Regions from separate parts of the Mus musculus genome. Here region 2 is linked to region 1. Evidence: chromatin contacts called from ENCODE Hi-C or POLR2A ChIA-PET data. All regions are on one chromosome and are shown on one strand. The core of a region is the stretch at or near the end of the contact, and the rest is flanking DNA. Distances in the headings are between cores, read along the strand shown. Region 1 overlaps Pip5kl1 (phosphatidylinositol-4-phosphate 5-kinase-like 1). Region 2 holds the start of Ak1 (adenylate kinase 1).

Evidence for each region. A loop is a pair of places that touch in the nucleus more often than their neighbours do. ChIA-PET counts read pairs that join two places held with the same protein, here RNA polymerase II (POLR2A).
Region 2: a map of left cerebral cortex shows a loop between it and region 1 (2.1-fold over the local background). The contact joins the promoter of Ak1 here to the enhancer-like site in region 1. A Hi-C loop is called at or near these places in 15 of 37 maps with a recorded cell type or tissue (CH12.LX, T-helper 17 cell, adrenal gland and 3 more). POLR2A ChIA-PET finds 5 or more read pairs at or near these places in 3 of 5 experiments (Patski and embryonic stem cell).

The regions. Positions count from the first base shown.
Region 1 is chr2:32,581,403-32,585,954 of GRCm38, reverse strand. Pip5kl1 (phosphatidylinositol-4-phosphate 5-kinase-like 1) reads right to left here. Exons shown (of 10, transcript NM_198191.3): 10 at 2,172-2,682. The coding sequence ends at 2,415. Among named protein-coding and RNA genes, the nearest start is that of St6galnac4, 3.4 kb to the left of the region's middle. Within about 2 kb of position 2,379, at least 1 of the 3 ENCODE cell types and tissues checked has a DNase peak (open chromatin) inside an H3K27ac peak, as active enhancers do; it is heart, where a contact is called at or near this core.
Region 2 is chr2:32,622,752-32,627,303 of GRCm38, reverse strand. Ak1 (adenylate kinase 1) reads right to left here and starts at 1,867. Exons shown (of 7, transcript NM_001198791.1): 1 at 1,766-1,867.

The sequences.
Region 1 (4,552 bases), core at 1,130-3,629:
AAGGTTTTATTTCAGTCTACAACTCCCACATCACAGTCCATCACTGAGGTAAGTCAGGGCTGGAGCCTAGGGACAGGAACTGGAGCAGAGGGCATGGAGGAGGGGGCCATGGAGCAGTGCTGCTAACTAGCCTCACATTCAACTACCTTTCTTATAACCATCTAGACCACCTGCCTGGGGTGGCACTGCCCACAGTAGGCATCCCTTTCCCACATCATTAATCAAAAAGAAAAGAAAACAGCGCCAAAGACACACAACAGGTCAATGATAGGCAGCTCTTCAACTCTTCATCCCTCTACCCACATGGCCCTAGTGTGTGAATCACACAGTCCAGGCTAGCCCGGGATCCTTCTGTCTGAACCTCACAAATGATGGGGTTACAGGCATTAGCCACACCCTTCCCAGAAGGGCACTGTGGAATTATTCTGAGTCACTTCCCTGGTTCTCATGCCCATGTGCCCATTAGACTCATCTCTGTCTGGTGACATTCTCAAGTCGCCTTCACCACCCACGTGAAACCCGACAGGAACAAAATGAGATGAGCGAGCCAGGACTGCTGGGTCTCTGAGGTCTCAGGTGACTTCCCTCATAGCCTCAGGCCCTGCCAGGGTTCCTGGTTGCAGGGAGAGTTGTCACCTTTGTGGGGGACCTCAGGGCTCTGAGTTCAGGGTCAGTCCCGTGGGAGCCAGACCTCAGAAGATGTGGCAGCAGATCCCAGGTCCTACTTTGTCTCCCTGCTACCTTCCTATGTCCCTGGCTAGATACCTCTGGGTGGCATCAGAAGATGAACATAATCTTGCCAACCAAGAAGAATTCCTGCAGGTGTGCCAGCACAGAGAAATCACCCAAGAATACTCAGAACAGGCCATGTGTCCTGATAGAAAATGATAATTCCTGGAATGGTCATCTGAGGGCAGCCTCTTCTGCAACCAGCCCTCCCCTGCTCTCGGCTCACCCTCCCCAACTCCCACCCCATTAGCCACTTTTCAAAGTCTGGCCATATCTGGTGGGTCAGTAGAATAGAGCTATTAAGATGCTTTTCCAGGGTCCTGGCTGATCAGTCTTGGGGCACATCTCTCACCCCCTCCCCAGTGGCCCCACAACCCTACTTCTTCTTCTTCTTTTTTTTCGTTTTTTGTTTTTTTGGTTTTTTGTTTGTTTGTTTGTTTTTTTCGAGACAGGGTTTCTCTGTGTAGCCCTGGCTGTCCTGGAACTTACTTTGTAGACCACGCTGGCCTCGAACTCAGAAATCTGTCTGCCTCTGCCTCCCAAGTGCTGGGATTAACACAACCCTACTTCTTGCTAAGATGTTCCCTTTCTCCCAAATTCCAGGACCTTCACTGTGCCCTTGCCCTGGGACCCAACAAGGACATGAATGACCCTTCTGGTCTCGGCCTAGAAAGTAAGGCACCTTTCTCTCCTGCCATAACCGGTGAGATGCTTTGGTAATGGCTCCTTTCACCAGGACTTAGGCCCCAGGCTTCTCTCCAAAGCTGTGTCATCCCAGCTGATAGCCTGGGCTATCAGGACAATCTGCACAGTCAGTGTCTTCTGTGTCCCTGAGGCCTATGTCCCTTCTTCCCATTTGTCACATTACATCGCAGAGGGAGGGGCAGGGAGGCAGCACCATGCCCTGGAAACACAGCCAGGTTCTAGAACACCTTGAAAGAAAATGTCACTGAGCACAGTTAGATCAGACTGGAGTCAGAGGCTGTGGCTGGTTTCCCAGAGACAGGAAGAGAGATGGTTGGGGTTGCTGTAGGCTAGCCCAAAACCATTGGGTTGGCCACTGAGGTTTCCCCATTTGACTGAGAGGTCACTCAAGATCAACAGTGACCCTTGAGGGACTCCCTGCTAGACCAACTCCAGGAAGCCCGCTTCTGCCTCCTTGATACCCACCTGCCTCTCAGAGGGGCATGATGAAGCCATTCCAGAGCTGGGAATCGAAAAGCCTAGAATTTTGGACTGATCTTGCTCCTAACCTGCACCTTAAACTTTTGGGCTTGTTTCCCTATTGGAACAAGGGTGCCCCCTCCCTTCCCCCTTCTCCATAGTGTGAGGCTAGGTGTATAGGAACTTGGGCCCCAGGCCCAAGTCATGGTGTAAGCTGGTTCCAGCATTTATTGCTGGGTGGTCTTGCTCATCCCCTTCATCCCGTGAACCTCCATTTCGTGGTCTGTAAAAAGAGAATATCAACATTTTTTAATAGTAAATGAGCTAAGGGTTGGGGTCAGGGTCCTTGCTCTATGCAGGGTACAGCACCGTCACCGAATGGGGCTGAGTCTTCACAGCATTAGTTATGAGGGTGCTTCCCTCTGGTGGCTGGTAGGATGAACTGCAGGCTAGCTCCCTGGGTACAGCTGCAGAATAGTTGCCGGCGCATTGTCCATAAGGGAAGAAGGCAGACACGTGAGTCATTCTGTGTGCACCTCTGCCCACCGACAGAGGCGACGGGCGTAGTGAGCCGGGCTGACAGTGGAGACGCTCTGGCCTGGATAGCGTACCATCTTCCACACATGTTCCAGCCGTTTGCGAAACCCATACACGGTAGTCATATCCACTAAGCCCAGAAAATAGCGTTGGTCTGGCCCGTCCAAGATATGGAGGGCATTGGGAAGGTCGGGCAGCATCCGGCAGTTCTGGTCCCCCGTTCCCTTCGACTTCGACACACCTTGTATGGACCTAGGTATGGGAATAGGATAAAGCTGTCGCCTCCCAGCCAGCGAGCAAGGTACAAATGAGCTAGGTACTTTAGGGGGCTGAGGAATAAAGGAATTGACAGTCTCGAGCTGCAGCGTCCCTTTCAAAGCCACTTGCCACAAGTGGCTGCTGAGCCCCGGAAATCTAGCCAGTGTTATGAGAAATGGCAGGCTCCAATATAAACTGAACTTCAAAGTCAATAGTGAGGGCTTGCCTGAAGAGACAGATGGCGCCACCATCTTTAAGCTCTTGTAGAGGACCAGCGTTAGCTCCCAGCAGAGAGCCCCTCAAAACTGGCGGTAACTTATCGCCATCGTTTGGTTATGAGAGCAAACAGCGCACTCATGCGCATGCATACGTAATTTAGAAATAAAATCTTTAAAAAGGGCAGTGTTGAAGATAAAGCAAACAATCTCCTCATCTTTTAGGTTGATAAGATTAAAATAATCAAATGTATTGACTCAATATCATTATTATTATTAATTTGCTTTTGCTGTTGTTGTTGGTTTGGTTTGGTTTTTTTGAGACAGGGTTCTTTTGTGTAACAGTCTTGACTATTTTGGAACTCACTTTGTAGACCAGACTGGCCTCGAACTCACAGAAATCTATCTATCTGTCTGCTTCTGCCTCCCAAGTGCTGAGATTAAAGATGTGAGCCACCTTCCTGACTTCTGTTTGCTTTTGAGACAGGGTTTCAATACAAGTAGCTCACACTGGTCTTGAACTTGCTGTGCAGCCAAAAATGATCTTGATTTCTGGTCATCCTGCCTCACCTTCTAAATACTGGGATTATAGGCATGTACCACTTCTGTTAGCAGAGAGTGTATAATACTAGGACTAATCTCGCCTGTTTCTTCTTTCTCTCCTTTCTTTTTTTTAAATAGTCTGAGGATTACAGGTGTGGGGCACCCAGGGCAGTCTATATGGTTCTATAGAACCCAGGCCATGGTGCATGCTGGGTAAGCACTCTAACAACTGAGCAACAACTCCAGCCCTCTTTTAAAAAACAAACAAACACCCAAACCTTTGTAAATGAGGGTATGGGGGTTGGGGAGTAATTTTATATTTCAAAGACTCAGCAGTGACTTGTGGCCAGTGCCTATGAATGGGACATAGGACTCTGGATATTCTGAATTGAATTTTATTTCTGTTGGGGAGGGCCGATCTGGAGCATTTGGGTCATGTGGACCTGGCCTTGGTCAGGTTTGCGGGATAATCTCATCCTAGAAGCCTTAGGGTCGCAGAGATGAAGAACTGTGAACGAGGAGCCTAACAATCCCAGTTTGTAGCGCTGTGATTTCCCTCAAGTGTATTCTTGCGGGCAGGTTCCTGACCACTAAATCCCAGTCAGCCGAAGCAAGTTCAATTTCTCTACCTCATCCTGCAGGGGACGCTACAGTTCCTCGTGCTGTGGTGACCCCAACCATAGAATTATTTCATTGCTGCTTCATAACTGTAATTTTGCTACTGTTCTGAATCGTAATGGAAATATTTGCATTTATATGCAACCCCTAAAGGGATCGAGAGCCACTGCTATAGGGCTTTCTTTATGCCAATCACGGGAGGGGCGGGCTCTAGAAAATAAGTCAGCCAATGAGAGACAAGCCCCGCTACAGTCTCAACTAATCAAAAAACAGTGTCAGAAGAGCCTAAGCTTCCAGAGGGAGTGTGTGGGGCAGCGATGAAGAGCCTGTTGGGAAATATTTCAACATGATGACGATTCTGTGCAAACTGGAACTTACTGGACCAATGACAGCAGTGCTCTGCGCTACGCATCAGCAGCAGGTAAAAGCTGAGCTTGAGCGATCCTGTACCATGGCAGACACTTTATCATCTGATCCAGACATGGCTG
Region 2 (4,552 bases), core at 618-3,117, 42 kb before region 1:
TCTCCAACCGAGACCTTAGCCCACCTCCACAGAGCCTCTAAATCACACACACACACACACACACACACACACACACACACACACACACACACAAACACATGCACGGGCAGACAGGGCAATAGTATTTCCCCTGGCAAGCAACAATCGTGTGACCCTCCTGCTCATAGGCTTCTATGTGTGGTCCTCTTGGCTCCCTAAACCAAAACTGAACCCCTCAACCTACCTGGCCAGGTCTGGACAATCTGTCCCCTCCTTTCTCATCCACTTTAATGCCTCCCTCCTGCCAGGCCTTTGCAGCGTCACACACCAAATGCTTGGGGGGATGTCTTCCTCCAAATGCTACTGGAGGCCCCAGCTCAAATGTCACCTCTTTCAGGATGCCTTCCTAGATTGCACCCTAGGGTCCCACATTGACAGGTGCTGTCTCTGAACTTCAAGTTGCAAGGTACCCAGCTTAAGGTGTCAGGACACTCATTAGCACCATGGATCTTGTTCCTGTCCCTGATTGGGCCTGGCAGAGGATAGCACTGGCCTGGGACTCTCATTCCACCCTGCCTGCCATCTGGGGAGGGAATTGGGCTTGGGGGAGGGACACAGACTAGCTCCAGACTCTGGCTGGGGTCAAGCTCAAGCCTGGCACCCCCAAACACACAAGAACCTTGAGACCCATGGCCTGAGCTGCAGCCTCTAAGCCTACAGAGTGTGCAGGAGGAGGCATGGGGCTGCCAAGTCCTTCGGCAGCTGCCCAGGGGGGGAGGAGTGTCCCAGGGCCTGGACAGCCACCAGCATGTCCTAGGAGATCACTCCCCTCTACATGCCCCACCCCTCCTGGTAACCTGAGTCCCTCTGTCCCACAGACACCTGCTTCTTTGGTCTAAAATAACTTGGGTCGTGAGGAGGCCTCCGGAAAGCCAGGGGTCCCAGACAAGAGTAAGGTTACAGGACTACGCAGCCAGGCCTTATAAGGTTCCCTGGGTCAGGGCCCCAGTGCTCCTAATATGACTGTCTTCTAGGTGGCTCAAGGAGCAGAGGCCCCAGGGGACACACTTCCCCAATCTCTATGCCTGTTTGTCCCAGGTGCTTGCTCAGCAAAAGCCCTCATAGAGGCTAGCTATCAGACAGGGTTCAAGTCAAACCCTATCACTCAGCTGTGTGACCTTGGGCAGCTGATGTCCCCTCTCTGGCCAGCCTTGCTGATGCTGAAGCATCCTGGGTAAGCTGAGTGGACCTGTGAGTCAGGCAGGAGGGTTCCTGCGGAGCCCCTGATTGGGCAGGAGGTGCTGGCAGAGCTCCAACATCCAGGAGCCCCAGATCCTCACAACACTTGGTGGCATTACAATTCTTGTGAACACACAGGCTGACCCTATCCAGGTCCTCTGGGACAAGGAGATAGGCCTCTGTCCTTCCCTTGTCCCTTAGGGCCTCAGCACAGAATTGCCAAGGGCATGGGTGGAACTGAAGCCCCAGGAATACCAGCTGGGACAAAGAGGGTCTGGGAAGCTGAGAGTACCAGGACACACACACACACACACACACTTGAGCACACATGCACACACATTGCCACAGGGTACATGCACCCAGAGCTGATAGCTGATAGGATACACATGCAAACACACACAGCTCATAACCATGGATACAAACATTCAAGACACACAGAACCCAAGGGTAGCCTGATACCAGCAACCCCACCTTCCCACAGGTGATGTCTCCCCACACCTCTTAGAGGCTTCCACGCGGGCAGACAATGGAGCAGACACACACTGACCTGGGGGAGGGTGTGGTGGGCGCTGGGGCCAGTGAGTGCCCTGCCTGTCCTCTCAGCCGCCTGCAAAGGCGACTATTTATAAGGCTGTCAGCGCGCACGCATGGCATGCTGGGAGCCAGCACTCTGGCGAGATGGCAGAGAGAAGGGAGGAGGGAGGGAGCCGGGGGAAGGAGGAGGAGAGAGAAGAAAGCAGGAACTCTCATGGAAAGCTTAGGAGTGAGCGTCCCCACCAGGCACTCCCTGGGACTAAACCTGCACACAGTGTGTCTGCCACCACTCTATGCCCGCACGACTCTCCACAGACAAGGGTTCTTTAGCTGGGTCAGCTGATGCTCAGACAAGTTGGTGTGTTTAATCTCAGCGTTTAATCAAGGAGACCAGACCAGGGAAGTAAGGAGGGAGGGGGACCAGGGTGTAAACTTTGTTGTTCCAGGGTCACCATCCTCAGGCTCTGAGACCCCCTACCCTGAGACATCTCCCCTATTGGAAATGACTCTTTGAGCTCCTCCTGGATCCTGACTATCTGGTGGCTAGGTAGATGATAAGCCAGCCTTGAACTCTCCATGGTTGAACATGGAGAAAGAACACTCAGAAAGCTTTGTGTATCCAGATTGGGGTTTGCTAAGAATGAGGACTCTCATTTCTGAGTACCCGGTGGAGCACGATGATGCCAACAGCAGACTCCAGCTGTGCCCAGGGAACCCCTAAGCACAGAGCAGGACCCAGAGGCCACCTGAGACTCCCCGTGTGGAAAGCCATGTGCCTAATTAGGGAGCTCTCTACAGGAGAAGTGGTACAGGGTGCTGGTGCTCAAAGCATAGCAGGACAGAGGGATCGGCTCACATAAGGCCTCCAAAGCATGGCTCCGAACAGCAAAATAGGGTGAAACTGGAAACTTTTGTAAATGCTTGGGAGCCACAGACAACCAGTTTGGGTGGTGCCTGAACACCAGTAGCAGCCTGCATACCAAGGTCCTGCCACTGTGGGGGCAGATGGACTGGGCCATCTGTCCTGTGCTGGCCTGAAAGGCTACTCCCAATACTTAGGCTGGTGTGTGCATTGCACAACTTTCGGGGAAAGCAGATTGATTTTATCAGCTCCTACATCAGAAACCCATTCAGGAACAGGATTTACACAGGAAGGTTCTTAAGCCCAGTGGCGGGGACTGACTGGGGCCATAGCACAGAAGGGTGCATGGGAGCTGCTACTCACTCAGAGCAGCTCTGGGTGAGAAGGGAAACCTCACTTGCTGGGGTAGCAGGCACCTGTGAGAGACATGATGCACACCTGCCCAGGTCCAATCTCACCTGAATAAAAATGATTCTGAATGCAGGCTGGATAGAGGTGATGGAACTTGGTGAGAGTAGTGCCCAGTGTAGGAAGCCCTGGGCTCACGCCATGTGTACTGGATAAGGCAGCTTGAACCTATGATCCTGGTACTAGAGGGATACAGAAGGGGATCAGAAATTCCAGGTCTGGGGTTGGAGAGATGGCTCAGCGGTTGGAAAAAGAAAAAGGCTGGAGAATTAGAACTGAGGCAAGCCCTCAGCTCAAGGAGAAGAAACAGTAACAAAGCCAAGAGGGAAGGATGAGGTCAAAGGAAGAGTGAGCTGGGGCTGGAGAGATGGCTCAGTGGTTAAGAGCACTGACTGCTCTTCTGAAGGTCCCAGGTTCAAATCCCAGCAACCACATGGTGGCTCACAACCATCTGTAATGAGATCTGATGCCCTCTTTTGGGTAGTCTAAAGACAGCTACAGTGTACTTACATATAATATAGAAATCTTTAAAAAAAAAAGAAAAAAAAAGAAATTCAAGGTCATCCTAGGGGTATCAATTTCAGACCAGCCTGGTGTATATAGAGGGTTTCAGGACAGCCAGGGCTACACAGAGACGCTCTATCTGAAAAAGCTGACTTGATCTTAAAGAGGACTCTAATTCGATTCTCAGCACCCACATGGTAGCTCACAACTGTTAACTCCATTTCCAGGGGAGCTGATTTCCGACAGCACCAGGCACACACATGGCACACAGGTATCCATGCCAGCAAAACACTCATATACACAAAAATCTAAAAAAAATTAAAAGATAAAGAAGAGGCACCCTAACATGGACGTGCCTTGGCTCAGGGTGCCTCTCCTGCCGTGTCCCCCGTGGAGCTGGGCAGACCAGACGTGTTCCCCCTTCCTGTCCCCTCTCCTTCCTCTTCCTCTCCCCTTTTCCCTTTGAGACCTAATCTCACACATCTCTTTGGATCCTTCTGCCTGCTGGGTTGCTGGGATTACAGGCACACTCCACCATGCCCAGTTTTCTTGGTGCTAAGGATGGAGCCAGAAACTTCTTTCTGCGAAGTAAGCTCTATATCAACTGGGCTGTATCCACAGGCTCTCTTCTATTTTTTTTTCTCTTTCACATTCATTGTGTGTGTGGGGGCACATGAATGTGTGGGCTCACATGTGCTATAGCACACTCGTGGAGATCAAAGGACAACTTGCAAGGGCCGGTCCTCTTCTTCCACTGTGTGAATTCCAGGGATCTAATTTAGATGGTCAGCCTTGACAGGAAGCAACCAGTACCGACTGGGTCATCTCACCGGCTCTGTGCTTTAATTAAAAAGTTTTTTTTTTTGTGTAATTAGATTTACTTACTTCATGTGTATTTTGCCTGCATGTATGTATGTGTAGTGTAGTGCCCACAGAAGTCACGAGAAGGCTTTGGAGTCTCTGGAAATGGAATCTCAGGTGACTCTTAAGCACCAAGTGGCAGCCCCAGTTGTGAGCTACCGCGTG